Linked DNA regions of Homo sapiens: region 1 is linked to region 2. Evidence: chromatin contacts called from ENCODE Hi-C or POLR2A ChIA-PET data. All regions are on one chromosome and are shown on one strand. Each heading gives the region's core, a stretch centred on a gene start or an enhancer-like site at or near the end of the contact. The rest is flanking DNA. Distances are from core to core; before and after follow the strand shown.

Evidence for each region. Hi-C counts contacts between places; a loop is a spot of excess contacts on that map. ChIA-PET counts read pairs that join two places held with the same protein, here RNA polymerase II (POLR2A). Pooled maps may share reads with other maps.
Region 1: a pooled map shows a loop between it and region 2 (2.6-fold over the local background). The contact joins two enhancer-like sites. A Hi-C loop is called at or near these places in 1 of 50 pooled maps. POLR2A ChIA-PET finds 5 or more read pairs at or near these places in 3 of 52 experiments (H1, WTC11 and activated B cell).

Annotation. Positions count from the first base shown.
Region 1 is chr9:129,879,712-129,886,649 of GRCh38, reverse strand. It overlaps USP20 (ubiquitin specific peptidase 20), which reads right to left. Exons shown (of 26, transcript NM_001110303.4): 25 at 6,361-6,537; 26 at 4,822-6,183. The coding sequence ends at 6,377. Among named protein-coding and RNA genes, the nearest start is that of MIR6855, 14 kb to the right of the region's middle. RefSeq lists a silencer at 625-874 and enhancers at 1,065-1,114, 1,165-1,846, 1,645-1,954, 1,946-2,240. Within about 2 kb of position 1,454, at least 36 of the 41 ENCODE cell types and tissues checked have a DNase peak (open chromatin) inside an H3K27ac peak, as active enhancers do.
Region 2 is chr9:129,775,693-129,783,111 of GRCh38, reverse strand. No RefSeq gene overlaps it. Among named protein-coding and RNA genes, the nearest start is that of TOR1B, 24 kb to the left of the region's middle. RefSeq lists enhancers at 918-1,418, 5,648-5,942, 5,573-6,088. Within about 2 kb of position 5,836, at least 18 of the 41 ENCODE cell types and tissues checked have a DNase peak (open chromatin) inside an H3K27ac peak, as active enhancers do.

The sequences.
Region 1 (6,938 bases), core at 205-2,704, 110 kb before region 2:
TCACCCTGGCCTTTTGGGGGAAGATAGGATTGGTTTGTGCCCACACTTCTCTGTGTCCCAAGGGTTTTTTTTTTTTTTTTTTTAGCACTGTTTTAGGAAAACAGTTGTCCAGGAAATGACATATTCGCAGCTACACCAAGTGCAGACCTGGCAGCTCTGCTGATGCCAAGCATCCTCACTTGCGGAGGGCAGGAGGTGAGGGCACCAATATGGGGCCATTGGTAACCTCTAACCACAAGTGCGTGCAGTTGGCTTCAAGGCACCATTGAGAATTGCTGGTTCCCAGTGTGACACAGTGTGGCACAAGGGAACAAGGTGGATCTACTGTTATCCTACCCGAAACCCTCTCCTCTAGGTTGTCAGCAAAAAAGTCCACTTGGGAAGAATATTTCGGGACTGCGCCCAGCCGTCTGTGGGGCGGAGACGGGCTGTCTCCACCTGTGAACCCCCCCATGCCCCACCCGCCCCTGCCGAGCCTTCTCCAAGAGCCGCACCAGCGCTGAGAAGCCTAGAACAGAGCCTGCTGGTTTGGGGCCCCCATTTCCGCGGGTGTGGACATCACAGAGGTCGGGAGCATTGGGGGCGACTAGTTTGTTTTCTGCTGCACTGGGGAAGCCTCTTGAAGTAGGAAGTTCCTGACTCACCGGCTCCGGGGAGGCCACAAGCCTGTGGGGCCGGCTCCTCCAGCGGGTCAGGAAATACCGGCCCGCCCCACGCCCTCCACCCGCCCTGGGCACGCCCGGGCCTGGGAGGCGGCTCCTCCGTCCGCAGAGGTGGTGGGGACCCCTGGCGGGAGCAGACGGCAGAGCGCAGCAGTGGAGGGAGCAAGAAGGGCCCCCTGCGATGAGGAACGAGATGGCGGTGGACAGAGGCAGGATTCGGTCGTGCCCCCAGCTTTTTTTAAATTGAAGCGAAAGACTCAGAAATCGTGAAATGTATGGGACAGCCTGGAAGCTCCACTTTGAACTGCTGCTGCCAGAGAAGGATGGTGGGAAAGAGCCACCATCCAGACGGGTTCCCTGGCTCTGCGCACTCGCCTGGGGGAGGCCTCCTTTTCCCTGGTCCTAAAACGCTTTCCCGATAGGGGAGGCAGGGATCTGTGTTGCCAGCGCCCTCTGAGACCCGGGATGAGCGTGTGAAGGCTGCCAGCAGGCACGTGGCAGCCCCTTGGTGTGTCAGCTGCTTCTCCAGGGTCCCACTGAGTGCCCATTCGGCCTTGACTTGAGCACTCCTGCCTCCCGTTAGACCTCCAGATGGTATAGTGACCTCCGCCGGGGACATCTCCGGACCACAAAAGGTACAGAAGAAGCAGAGGAAGGACCCTATCCTTGTCCTCAGAGCTAAGGGGCCGAAAGCTGTGGGAGGAAACACGGACCCACTGTCCCCGTCGGGGATGGGGAAGGCTCCCTTCCTCCCTGCGGCACCTGCTGGACGGACGTCTCAGCCTAGGACAGGGCCGCATCCCTTCAGTCCGCACAGCCCCTGGCTGCCACGCTGTGCCGAGCCCTGCCCTTGAGAACCTGTTTCCAGTTCCAGCTCTCCACAGGCCCCCTCATCTAGGCTGGTCCCGGGTCAAATCGAAGGAAGGAATGGAGGCTGCACCCTGAGAAACCCTGGGACACCCTTCCAGAACATACATTGCCTAGGCTGTCTACTGCTCCTAGCTTTCCCCAAAGGCGTGTGTTTCTTCTGCGCCCAGCTCACCCTTGCTCCGTCCAGGTAGCAGGTGTCTCTCTGTGTAGGTGAAGTTGCAGAAGGGACGAGCCAGAGGGGGCTGTGATTCCGAAACCTCTGCTCACTTCCCCCAAGGCTCTCTGGGGCTCAAAATTAGGTAGCATTAAGACCCTCAGGATAATTTATGTTTGCACTGAATTTAAAACAGAACAAAGGTAGGAACTACACTTTTTGGGTGGCTGCGCCTTGCAAATGTATTCGGATGCAGGTTTGTGAGCAGCGCCATGGCCGACAGAACCACAGGCAGGCGGCAGGTCTCCTGCAGCCTCCCCCACGGTGCAGGGGCGCCTTTCCGGCTCCTCTAAGAAGCGCTGCTGAAGCCACGCCCTGGCTTAGCGCGGAGGAGGAGCCACCGTGGGGCACCGTGGGGAGCGAGGCCTGAGCCCCGCCTCCCCAGTCACCGAGCACTTCCTGTCCCTGCTCAGTAATCAAGCACAGACTTCAGATCTTGGCATCTCAGTCTGAACTCCTTAAAAGCCAGGTATTTTAAAAGAAACGTTTTAAGGCAAATTGGTACCTATTTCCAGCCCACCTTTCTGTAGTGCAAGAACTGTCTCCAAACCTCCTAAATAAATCTTCCAGACAAAACTTTCATTCTCATTTTCCATGTTCAATGTCAATCACGTGGATTGACACATATCTAACCTTCAAATGTAAACAAAGCCAAAAATATTGCTTAGAGATTCCCACATAAAGACAAAGGTTGCTTTTTCCTCTTCCGGGAACGCTGTCTACAGGCACTCAGCATGGCCCAGTTTCCCAAACCGTCATAGGCTTTCCTAGAATACAGCCTCTAACAGCACTAGGCCGGCCCGAACCCCTGGGAAGAGAATCGTTTACCTTTATACCAAGATTGGGAAACTGCCAAAGTCTGCACATGGCATGGGCCTGGGCTGACTCCGAGGGGTTTGTGCTGTGAGACCTAAAGCTCCTATGAGACTGCCCCAAAGCAAAAACATGTCAGCAAGCGGCCAGGCGTGGTGGCTCACGCCTGTAATCCCAGCACTTTGGGAGGCTGAGGCAGAAGGATCACTTGAGCCTAGGAGTTCGAGGCCAGCCTGGGCAACACAGTGAGACCCTGTCTACAAACAAAAAACCCATCAGCAGTGCATCTGGTGCTTCTGTGTGAACGTGTTCCCGACAGGATCAAGTGTGCCTTCCTCATCAAGGAGCAGAAAGTTGCTGGGAAGGTGTTAAGGGCAGGAGCACAGTCAGAAAGCTCAATTTTAAAATGATGTTTTGGCCGGGTGTGGTGGCTCATGCCTGTAATCCCAGCACTTTGGGAGGCTGAGGCAGGCAGATCACAAGGTCATGAGATCGAGACCATCCTAGCTAACACCGTGAAACCCCGTCTCTACTAAAAATAAATAAAATAAAAAATAAAATTAGCCAGGCGTCGTGGCACATGCCTGTAGACCCAGCTACTCCAGAGGCTGAGGCAGGAGAATTGCTTGAACCCCAGGAGGCAGAGGTTGCAGTGAGTTGAGATTATACCACTGCACTCCAGCCTGGGCAACAGAGTGAGACTCTGTCTCAAAAAATAATAATAAAATGAAGCTTTTTTCAGGAAAAAAAAAAAAAAAAAAGGCGGGATGAGGGAACCACATGCAAAGAGCCACCTCTGGGGTCAGGCAAGGTGGCCGACTCCGGAGGGGCCCCAGGCTTTCCATGGAACTGGCAATGTGTCATCTTGGTTCCTTGTCACCGTGTTATCCTTGCATACGCTGAAATGTTTCTGTACGCTCGTATCTGATAGCGGCAGGGAAGCAGAAGCCTAGGGGAGCCAGGGTGACATCATTTTGAGTTCGGCTCCACCTAAAACTAGCAAGGGAGGCTGGGCCCGGTGGCTCACACCTGTAATCCCAGCACTTTGAGAGGCCGAGGTAGGCAGATCGCTTGAGGTCAGGAGTTCGAGACCAGCCTGGCTAACATGGTGAAACCTTGTCTCTCCTAAAAATACAAAACTTATCCAGATGTGGTGACACATGCTTGTAATCCCAGCTACTTGGGAGGCTGAGGCAGGAGAATCGCTTGAACCTGGGAGGCAGAGGTTGCTGTGAGCCGAGATCGTGCCACTGCACCCCAGCCTGAGCAACATAGCGAGACTCCATCTCAAAAAACAAAAAATTAGGCACAGTCCAGGCCAGTCACAACCTAAGATGTTTACGTCTGAGGAAGCAGCTACGTAACGCCTGCGAGGACAAACTCCTACGATGGAGAAGGTTCAGATGCCACACAACAGTGTATGCTTGAAGATGACCACAGTGAGGCTTCGATGTGCTTATGCACTAAGATGCCAAGGATGGCTTTCTTTAAATCAACAGAGCAATCCACTGTGTCAGGCTGTCAGCCCACCTGACAGACACAGCGTAGCTTTTCTATAGCTAAGACCCCTACATAAGAGGAGTTGAAAACAGCGACGGGCATCCCTCCACTTGCTTTCTGAGGACGCTCTACTCTGTACCTGAGCAGCTTTCAGTAAACTCTTCTCAGTGAACTCTGCGACTCACCTTGAGTTTCTTCCTGCATGAGATCCAAGAACCTTCTCTAGGGGTCTGGATCGGAACCCCTTTTTCCTGCAACAATGGGATTTCACAAATAAATGTTGATAAGTTATATATAAAAATCTCAAGTTCTTCTCTCCCCCAAAATGAGACCCAACAAAAAACTCAGACTACTGAACACCAGTATTGCTGAACGCCCAGGGCCAGTGTGCAAAGGGGAGGTAACCCCCTGCTCACGGCCACTCTGGAGCCGCCTGTCTGGGTGGCTGGAGGGAGACTAGCCTGTGGGATGTGCTGGCCTCAATCACTGGCCACATCTGGCCCTACTTCTCTGAGGCTGGGGCTGATTCCAGGAAAGGAGATGCCAATAGGCCTTTATAGCAGCTGGGTCCCCTCTTCTGCTCACCTCCACAGCCTCCAGGTGGTCTCTGGTTTCAGAAAGCCACATGGAAAGCCCCCTCCTGGGCCTGGTGATGTGCAATGTGAGCCCCAGGGCTTGGCGGGCTGTCCGCGTGGCGGAGAGCCTCACCTTCCCTCCAGTAACAGAACTGCAGTGAAGGAGAGACGACTGTGTGGCCGTGGGAACATTTATTCTGTGTTTATTCTGACATTTTGAACACAAACTAGACAGCACAGACATGGGGCCCGATCCCAGCCTGCACAGAAGCCTCTCTGCGTCGCGACAGTGCAGCGTGCGGCCTCTGGCTGCAGCGCCGGCTTTCAGAAGGCTGGGGCCAATGCCAGGGGAACCCCAGGCTCAGCAGGGAGGGAGCAGGATCTGGGACAGAAGATCCGAAAAGTGAGGCCTCAGGGCCTCTGCGGGACCCACCTGCTGGAATTTCCACCACCACCTGCTTCTACAAAGACTGATAGAAACAAAGACGCAGTAGTGTGGGGGGTCTGGTCCCAGAGCCCCTTCCCCACCCACGCCCCGTCTGCTTTGATCCTGATGATGGTCGCACCTCGCCCTGGCGGTTTCTCCAGGGGCTTTGGTGCCTTGCTGTGCTCAGTGGCTCCCTCCACTCAGCATCCAGAGGCTGCTTCCCAGGATCCACCTGAGCGCTGCACCCTGCACAGCCCCCACATCCCTCCAGGTGGGCTCTGCACTGCTGCTGCTGGGAGGAAGGGAAAGTCTGTCTTCTTTAGCATCAGCTCGGGAAGCTGCCTTTGCCTCAAATGGCCAAGCTGTGAGGTATCCCTGTTTCATCATCCGGTTCCCTGGTGGGGGCTCAGCAAATTTCCCATGAAGATGAACTGCTGAACTTCGAGGCAAATTACAGCCAATCCAGGGGGCAGGCTCAGCAGGACGCGGTGTGGGGGACCAGCTGCCTCCAGAAACATCCCCCACTGGCAGAAATCCAACCTCCTCCTGGTGTTCCAATCAGCAATGAGTCCAGAGTCTTCAGTCTGCAGGAGAAGTGCTGAGAGCAGCCCGGGACTTCAGAGCCTTCCTGGTGACGCCCAGGAGATGCAGAGGTGCGGCGGGACCACCAGGGAGGACCTGTGAGCTCCTCACTGGCCAGGGCTTCTGGCTGCGCTCACCGGCCCTGAGCAGCTCCCTCCGAGTCTTCGGGGCTCCGGGCCAATCGCACAGTGGAGACGCCGTGAAGCAGCAGCTACTCCCTGACTCTGGCCCAGGCCGCAGCCTCTGTCTGACAGGGGTAGCATCGGGCTCCAGGGACAAAGCTGGGCCGAGCTAGCAAGAGGACAGTTGTGGGGGACACAACGATGACAGTGACTGGCAGAGGCACTGCCAGGACAAAGACCCAAATTAACGTCACAGAGTCTTGGTCGTTTCAACAAGCCTGAAGTGCATATATTTTCTAGTTGCAGCGTTACTGCAAACCAAACCAACTTTTCTGCCTCTTTACACGGCGGGGTTCTGCAGCAGCCCGGCCTCTCTTCTGGGCACAAACACGCCTTCCGCGGGGTGGGGCACATGGGGCTGTGGGGACACGGGCACTCAGCAGTGGGGCCGGGCCATGTCCAGGGCCCTCCCACATCCTCCAGGAAGGTGCTTTCAGGGACCTGCTCTTTGGATGTTCAAAAGGACATGTGAGGGTCTCTGGAGAGTGAGGAGAGGACCCAGAGTGCCATGGAGGGACCAGCCGGGGCGACTTACAGACTAGCCCAGCAGATCACACGGCCCGCGTCTCGGCTTCGATCTTCTGCTCCCCGTGCAGGTTCTCTGGGCCCAGCGGCTGCGCCACACTCTGGCGGATGGCAATCTCGGGGCCACCTCCATACAGGCTGTTCAGGTAGGTCCAGGTCTCCTCCGAAATCTGCCCGTAGTCAGCTCCTGCAGGGCACGAGAGGCACCCCTAGGCTCACCTTTGCCTCCTCAAGGAAGCCACCGGCCTGGGCAGTGGGGGCTCCGCAGGGCCAGGCCCCGAAGCGGGAAGACGGCAACCAGGGCTTCTATGCAAAGCTGTCAGATGGAAATCAGGATTTCCCAGAGGAATGTCCATCCCGCTAAGGGCCCCGGATAACACATCTCTGGCTGTGTCCCTTGTTCCTGGGGGTGGGGCTGACATAAACAGCAGGGTGGGCAAGGCCAGCAGCAGGCAGAGGGGTGGGACCTGGAGGACACAAGCAGAGACCAAGCCCCTTGGGCCATCTCTCAGCCGCCTGGGTCTGGACTCAGGTGGACGTCTCAGCCTGACTCTAAGACAGGTGGTAAGGGGGCTCCTGGAAGGACGG
Region 2 (7,419 bases), core at 4,587-7,086:
CTGGGATTACAGGCGTGAGCCACCGCACCCGGCCAAAATACCTATTTTCTAGTCTCCTAAGTTACCCGAGATGCAGTTGTTAAGCATTAAAACAGATGCCAACAGGGGTTCAGGGAAATTCCAGTTTCTATCCCTTTGGGTTTTTTGTTTTGTTTTGTTTTGTTTTTGAGATGGAGTCTCGCTCTGTCGCCCAGGCTGGAGTGCAGTGGCGTGATCTCGGCTCACTGCAACCTCAGCCTCCAGGGTTCAAACGATTCTCCTGCCTCAGCCTCTCAAGTAGCTGGAATTACAGGCGCATGACACCACGCCCAGCTAATTTTTGTATTTTTTAGTAGAGACGGGGTTTCACCATGTTGACCAGGCTGGTCTCAAACTTCTGAGGTCAGGTGATCCACCCACCTCGGCCTCCCGAAGTGCTGGGATTACAGATGTGAACCGCCATGCCCAGACCCTTTCCCTTTGTCTGATTGATATCATTCCACCCCTGTTCACTGAACCAACCAGAGGCGTGTGCACCTTCTGGAGGCTGGAATGATTCGTGTTAGTCTGAATGCCTGGGCTTTGGCATAAAGGCCCTGAGTCCATCTTCTGGCTCTGCTCCTGATCAGCTCTGTGACCCTGGGTGATGGTCTTAGCCTTTCTAGGCTTCGGTTTTCTGATCTGTAAAGTAGGGATGATAATAACATTACCTAGCCTGTAGTCCCAGCTATTTGGGAGGCTAAGGTGGGAGGATCCTTTGAGCCCAGGAGTTCAAGGGTGCAGTGAGCTGTGACCGCACTACTGCACCCACCCTGGGCAACAGAGTGAGAACACTATCCTATCTCCAGCAGGCACGCAGGGCCCCATAACTTAAGCTCATGTGATCTTATCCCTGCCCTCTTCTTGGCCCTAGAATCCTCACCATGTATTTGCTCTGCCTAGACTGGGCTGTGCATTCCTCTGGGAAGGGGTGGTGGTTATCTCGCTCATATCCCAGGGCCAGCACAGGGATAAACTTAAAATTGTTTGGAATGAACAACAACAAAAAAATCAGGGCTGGGCGTGGTGGCTCATTCTTGTAATCCCAGCACTTTGGGAGGCCGAGGTGGGAGTATCACTTGAGTCCAGGAGTTTGAGACTACCCAGGACAACATAGTGAGACCCTGTCTCTATGAAAAATTTAAAAAGTAGCTGGGCATGGTGGTGTGTCCGTAGTCCCAGCTACTCAGGATGTAGTCCCAGGCTACTCAGGAGGCTGAGATGGGAGGATTACTTGAGCCTGGGAGACCAAGGCTGCAGTGAGCTGAGATCATGCCACTGCTCTACAACCTGGGTGACAGAGTGAGACTTTGTCTCAAAAAAAAAAAAAAAAAAGAAAAAGAAAAAAGAAAAAAAGAAAAAAGAATAGGCGGGGCATGGTTGCTTACACCTATAATCCCAGCACTTTGAGAGGCCAAGGTGGGCAGATCACTTGAGGTCAGGAGTTCAGGACCAGCCTGGCCAACACGATGAAACCCCATCTCTACTAAAAATACAAAAATTAAGTGGTCATAGTAGCATGAGCCTGTAATCCAGCTACTCGAGAGGCTGAGGCAGGAGAATCTCTTGAACCCAGAAGGCGAAGGTTGCAGCGAGCTGAGATCACACCGTTGCACTCCAGCCTGAGTGACAGAGACTCCGTCTTAAATAAATAAATAAATCGGTCAATTTGGTCTAATCCAGTGAATGTCTCAAGTAGCATTATTGAGGCATATTTTCCATATCATAATTTACCCTTTTAAGTGTGCAATTTAGGGATTTTACCACATCATCATAGTCAATTTACCAACCTACTATGGTGTAACCACCAACATAAGTCAGTTTTAAAATATTTTCATCATCCCAATATGATCTCTCTTTCTGAGACAGCGTCCTGCTCTGTTGTCTAGGCTGGGGTACAGTGGCGGAATCTTTGTACACTGCAGCCTCAACCTCCTAGGCTCAAGCGTTCCTCCCACCTCAGCCTCCCAAGTAGCTGAGACTACAGGCATGCAACACCACACCCAACTAATTTTTGCATTTTTTCTAGAGTTTGGTCTCATTATGTTGACCAGGCTGGTCTTAAACTCTTGGGCTCAAGTGATCCTCCCACCTTGGCCTCCCAAAGTGCTCGTATTACAGGTGTGAGCCACACCACACCTGGCCTCTCTTTTTTGTTTTTTTTAACTGACCTATTTCAAAGCACTTTGCAGACATTTTTAAATGTCACCCCTACACCCTTCATCATGTATCTCCTAAGATTAAGGAGAGCTCTTCCAAAACCACAATACCCATACCGTCTTGCTTTGCTTTTCATTTCTTTTTCGAGATGGGATCTCATTCTGTCACCCAGACTGGAGTGCAGTGGCGCAATCTCAGCTCACTGCAACCTCCGCCTCCCAGGTTCAAACAATTCTCCTGCCTCAGCCTCTCGAGTAGCTGGGATTACAGGCACCTGCCACCATGCCTAGCTAATTTTTGTATTTTTAGTAGAGACAGGGTTTCGCCATGTTGGCCAGGCTGGTCTCCAACTCCTGACTTCAGGTAATCCACGTGCCTAGGCCTCCCAAAGTGCTGGGATTACAGGCGTGAGCCACCACGCCCAACCTGTTTTGTTTTTTAAATTCAAGATCTAATCAAGGATTAAACCTTGCATTTCGTTGTCTTGGGAAGCCAGAACCCAGACTGAATTGAATCCAGGTTAATGAACATTGCTAGCCCATGTGAAAACTTGCACAGGCCAGGCGCCTGGGGAAAGTGCAGTGCACCCTGAATCTCATTTAATCCTCAGAACGTTCTGCTAGGTGCCACTGCCCACATTTTATGGAGAGAGGTGGTGTCCTCCAGGCTGGAGTGCAATGGTGCAATCTCAGCTCACTGCAACTTCTGCCTCCTGGGTTCGAGATTCTCACTCCTCAGCCTCCTGAGCAGCTGGGATTACAGGCATGGGCCACCACGCTCAGCCAATTTTTGTGTTTTTAGTAGAGATGGGATTTCGCCATATTGTCCAGGCTGGTCTCGAATTCCTGACCTCAGGTGATCCGCCCGCCTCAGCATCCCAAAGTGCTGGGATTACAGGCCACCGCGCCTGATCCTAAATAATCATTTTTAAAATCAATCAATCCTTCCTTCCTCCTTCCTCCCTCCCCTGCCTTCCTTCTTTCCTTTCTTTCTTTCTTCCTTCCTTTCTTTCTCTTTCTTTCTTTCTCTTTTCTTTCTTTCTTTCCTCTTTCTTTCTTCTTTCTTTCTCTTTCTTTCTGTCTTTTCCTTCCCTCCCTCCCTCCTTCCCTCCCTCCTCCTTCCCTTCTTTCCTTCCTCTCTCCCTCTTTCTTTCTTTCTTCTTTCTCTGTCTTTTCCTTCCCTCCCTCCCTCCTTCTCTCTCTTTTTCCTTTCTTTCTTTCTTTCTTTCTTTCTTTCTGTCTGTCTCTTTTCCTTCCCTCTCTCCTTCCCTTCTTTCCTTCCTTCCTTTCTTTCTTCCTTCCTTCTTTCCTTCCTCTCTCCCTCTCTCTCTCTTTTTTCTTTCTTTCTTCTTTCTTTTTCTTTCTTTGTCTTTTCCCTGGCGCCTGGTGGCAGGCGCCTGTAATCCCAGCTACTTGGGAGGCTGAAGCAGGCGAACTGCTTGAACCCAGGAGGTGGAGGTTGCAGTGAGCTGAGATCGCACCACTGCACTCCAGCCGGGCGACAAGAGCAAAACTCCATCTCAATAAATAAATACATACATACATACATACATACATACATACATACATACATACATGTATACATACATACTATTGGAATCTAGCATGGAGGTTGCCACCCCCTTTTGCTGGTGTGGGGTGCAGTTCTGAGAGGCAGGGCAGACACCCATTGGGGCCTTTTGCTAAGGACCGAATTGTGTCCCCCTAGAATTTGTGCGTCAAACTCCAAATCCCCAATGTGATGGCGTTGGAGATTGGGGCCTTTCGGAGGTGATTAGGGTTTGATAAGGTCATGAGGGTGGGGCCCTCAAGATTGGATCAGTACCCTTATAAAAAGAGACACCAGGGAACTTCCTTCTACTCTCTCTCACCATGTAAGGACACAGTGAGAAGGCACCTGGATCTTGGACTTCCCAGTCTCCACAAACATAAGAAATAAATTCCTGTTGTTTAAGCACCCAATCTGTGGCATTTTATTTATTTATTTATTTATTTTAGAGCCAAGGTCTTGTTTTGTCACCTGGGCTGGAGTGCAGTGGTACCATCATGGCTCCCTGCAGCCTCAAACGGCTGGGCTCAGGGCATCCTCCTGCTTCAGCATCCCAAGTGGCTGGGACTACAGGTGCATGCCACCACGCTTAGCTATTTTTTTTTTTTTTTTAGAGATGGGGTCTTGCTATGTTGTCCAGGCTGGTCCTGAACTCCTGGGTTCAAGTGATCCTTCTGCCTCAGGCTTCCAAAGTGCTGAGATTACAGGTGTGAGTCATCACACCTGGCAATGGCATTTTATTATGGCAGCCTGAGCTGACTAAGGTAGACAGCAGGGAAAGAAGCTTCCATGCATTCCTCTTTGGGGAATCTGAACTTTCCAAGGCCTGCCTCCCTCCTCTGCAGGACGCTGGAACATGTTCAGTGATAGGTGGGCCTGAGGCTGTGCATCCCATGTCCCCAGAGCCTCTCTGTTGCTAGAAAATGTTCTTTCTTTCCTTGTGATTAAGGAGAAATCTGCCTTCCTGGGCCTCTCCACCCCTGGGGCCTGTCTCTACTACTCTACTATTTGGGTTTCTAGAACCCTCCCATCTCCTTTGGAGACATCCTCTTTCTTTTTTCTTTTCTTTTCTTTTTTTTTTTTTTGAGACAGATTCTTGCTCTGTCACCCAGGCTGGAGGGCAGTGGCACGATCTCAGCTCACTGCAACCTCCGCCTCCCAGGTTCAAGCGATTCTCCTGCCTCAGCCTCCCGAGTAGCTGGGATTGCAGGTGCCGGCCACCACGCCCAGCTAATTTTTTGTATTTTTAGTACAGATGGGGTTTCACCATGTTGGCCAAGCTGGTCTCGAACCTCTGACCTCATGTGATCCTCCCGCCTAGGCCTCCGAAAGTGCTGGGATTACAGGCGTGAGCCACCTCGCCCAGCCTCAGCCTTTCTCCTAATCATCACCTTGCCCTGGGCGGGTCCTAACTGCCGGGAGCCCCCAGCAAGCCTCATCTTAACAAGCCAGAACATAGCCCACATGAGGGGATGGGGGAGTGACTGGAAGTCACTGGGCCATGGTTGCAAAGGTGGCGAATGGCAGAGGAGCTGGGACACACCCACAGGGTGTCTGACCGTGATTTTAACTGCTCTTCCACGCCTCCGTGAATGAATGAATGAATGAACACATGTTCTACTACCAGACTTTGTTTTTCAGAAATATAGCAACCCTTTGGAAAAATCATAGGTCCTGTCACTAACAAGTTGAATTTAGTTATCAAGTCACTTTCTTGGTTAGAGAAGAGGAAAGGGGAGGAGGAGATGGGAAGAGGAGGAGGGAGGAGGGAGGATGAAGAAGCTCTGACGGGACCCAGTAGTGCAAGGCAGAGGGTGTCTCCGGAGGAAGCTTCCCTTCACTGTGGCAATTTCCTGAGGCTTGGTCTTGGCTTCTCGCAGCAAACAGGGTCTTCATCTGCCCAGCATCTGAACCCTAACCGCAGAGGGTTGAGAGACAGAGGAGGGGGCCCCCACAGGGCCTGTGGTTTGAGTGAGGAAAGCAATTGTGTAAAAGTGGAGAGCCTTTCCGCAGCCCAGGGCCAGTCCCTGCCTGAGTCATGCTAGAGAGAGAGGGAGGAGCAGGCAGGATCCTGGAGCTCCCTGGATTTCAAGCTGGCCGTGGCCTCCCGGGTGACGTCACTGCGGTCATTGCCTGATGAGCTCAGGCAGAGGCGCCTGGGGACGGGGTAAGTGGTGAGAGGGAGGGCCACGGCTGTCTTGGGTGAACCCCAGGCTCCAGTTGGAGACTCTGCTGTGGCAAGAGGTCCACCCCACCCCCGGGCGCCATCTGGGGACACTCCGGCATCCCATTCCAATGGCTGTTCTGCCAGGGCCTCACCCTGGCTCTTGGTCTTAGGACTGCTGTGTTTGCCTGCCTAGGTGTGCGGGTCAATCTGTGCAGAGCTGGGGAGCAAGTGATCACTGGGAGCAAAGACAGCTTTCAGCCTGGAGGGAGAAGCATTTCTTCCCGCTAGGATAATGGCCAATTCAGAGGCCCTAGACCATGCTGTCCCCAGAGCCTGGGTGCATTGCTGATGACGAGATCCCAGCCGGGGGTCAGGCCTCCCAGGACTGTCAAGCTGGGCTGCTTGAGTCCCTGGCTCCAGGGGTGGGGGTGGGGCTGAATGGCAAGGGAGAGAGCTGGTCCATTCCAGGCTCCAACCTCAGAACCCTCTGGGAGTAAGATTACCCAGCCCTGTGCTCGGGCTGAGCAATCAACTATAGCGCACACGCTCCTTTACTGTGGTTCCGAGATAGTTAATTGAAATCTGGATACTCTGGGTAAAGTCAGAACATCCAGCTGGGCCCAGCATGGGAGATCAGCTTGATGAGTCTCCCGCACCCTATTCTGGGCATCAGCAGAGTCAGTTCTCTGAAGAGTCTTTTTCATATATATCACATAGATAGAGAGATAGGCAGGTTGGTAGGTAGGTAGATAGGTCAATAGGTAGGTAGGTAGGTAGTTAGACATAGGTATCTATCTATCTATCTATCTATCTATCTATCTATCTATCTATCTATCTATCTATCTATCTTACTGTAGTTTAGCACAGACATTGGTTAAGTCATGTCACTCCTCTGAACCTCAATTTTCTCATCTCTAAAATGGGGATATTAGGCCGGGCGAGGTAGCTCATGCCTGTAATCCCAGCACTTTGGGAGGCCAAGGCAGGTGGATCACCTGAGGTCAGGAGTTCAAAACCAGCCTGGCAAACATGGTGAAACCCTGTCTCTACTAAAAAATACAAAAAAAATTAGCCAGGTGTGGTGGCACGCACCTGAAGTCCCAGCTACTCGGGAGGCTGAGGCAGGAGAATTGCTTGAGACTGGGAGCCAGAGGTTGCAGTGAGCCAAGATCACACCATTGCACTCCAGCCTGGGTGACAGAGCAAGACTCTGCCTCTAAAAAATATAAAATAAAATAAAATAAAATAGAGATAATAATAGACCCACCTCCTAGGATTGCTACATGAGGGCAATGAACTGATCTACATAAAGCACCAAGCATAGTGTCTGGCAGGTAAAGTTGGCCAGTAATGTCATCAACATTGTTATATAATAATAATTATTGTCATTAATTTTATTGCCCAACTGGCGTCCCAGCCTGAGCTGAAGCTCTGTCTCTTGGCCACCCTGTCCAGGAGGTATGAGCCTGTTTTCTTGGGCCAGATCTTCTGCTTGGCTTGAAGCCAAAGTGTGACTTCCCAACCTC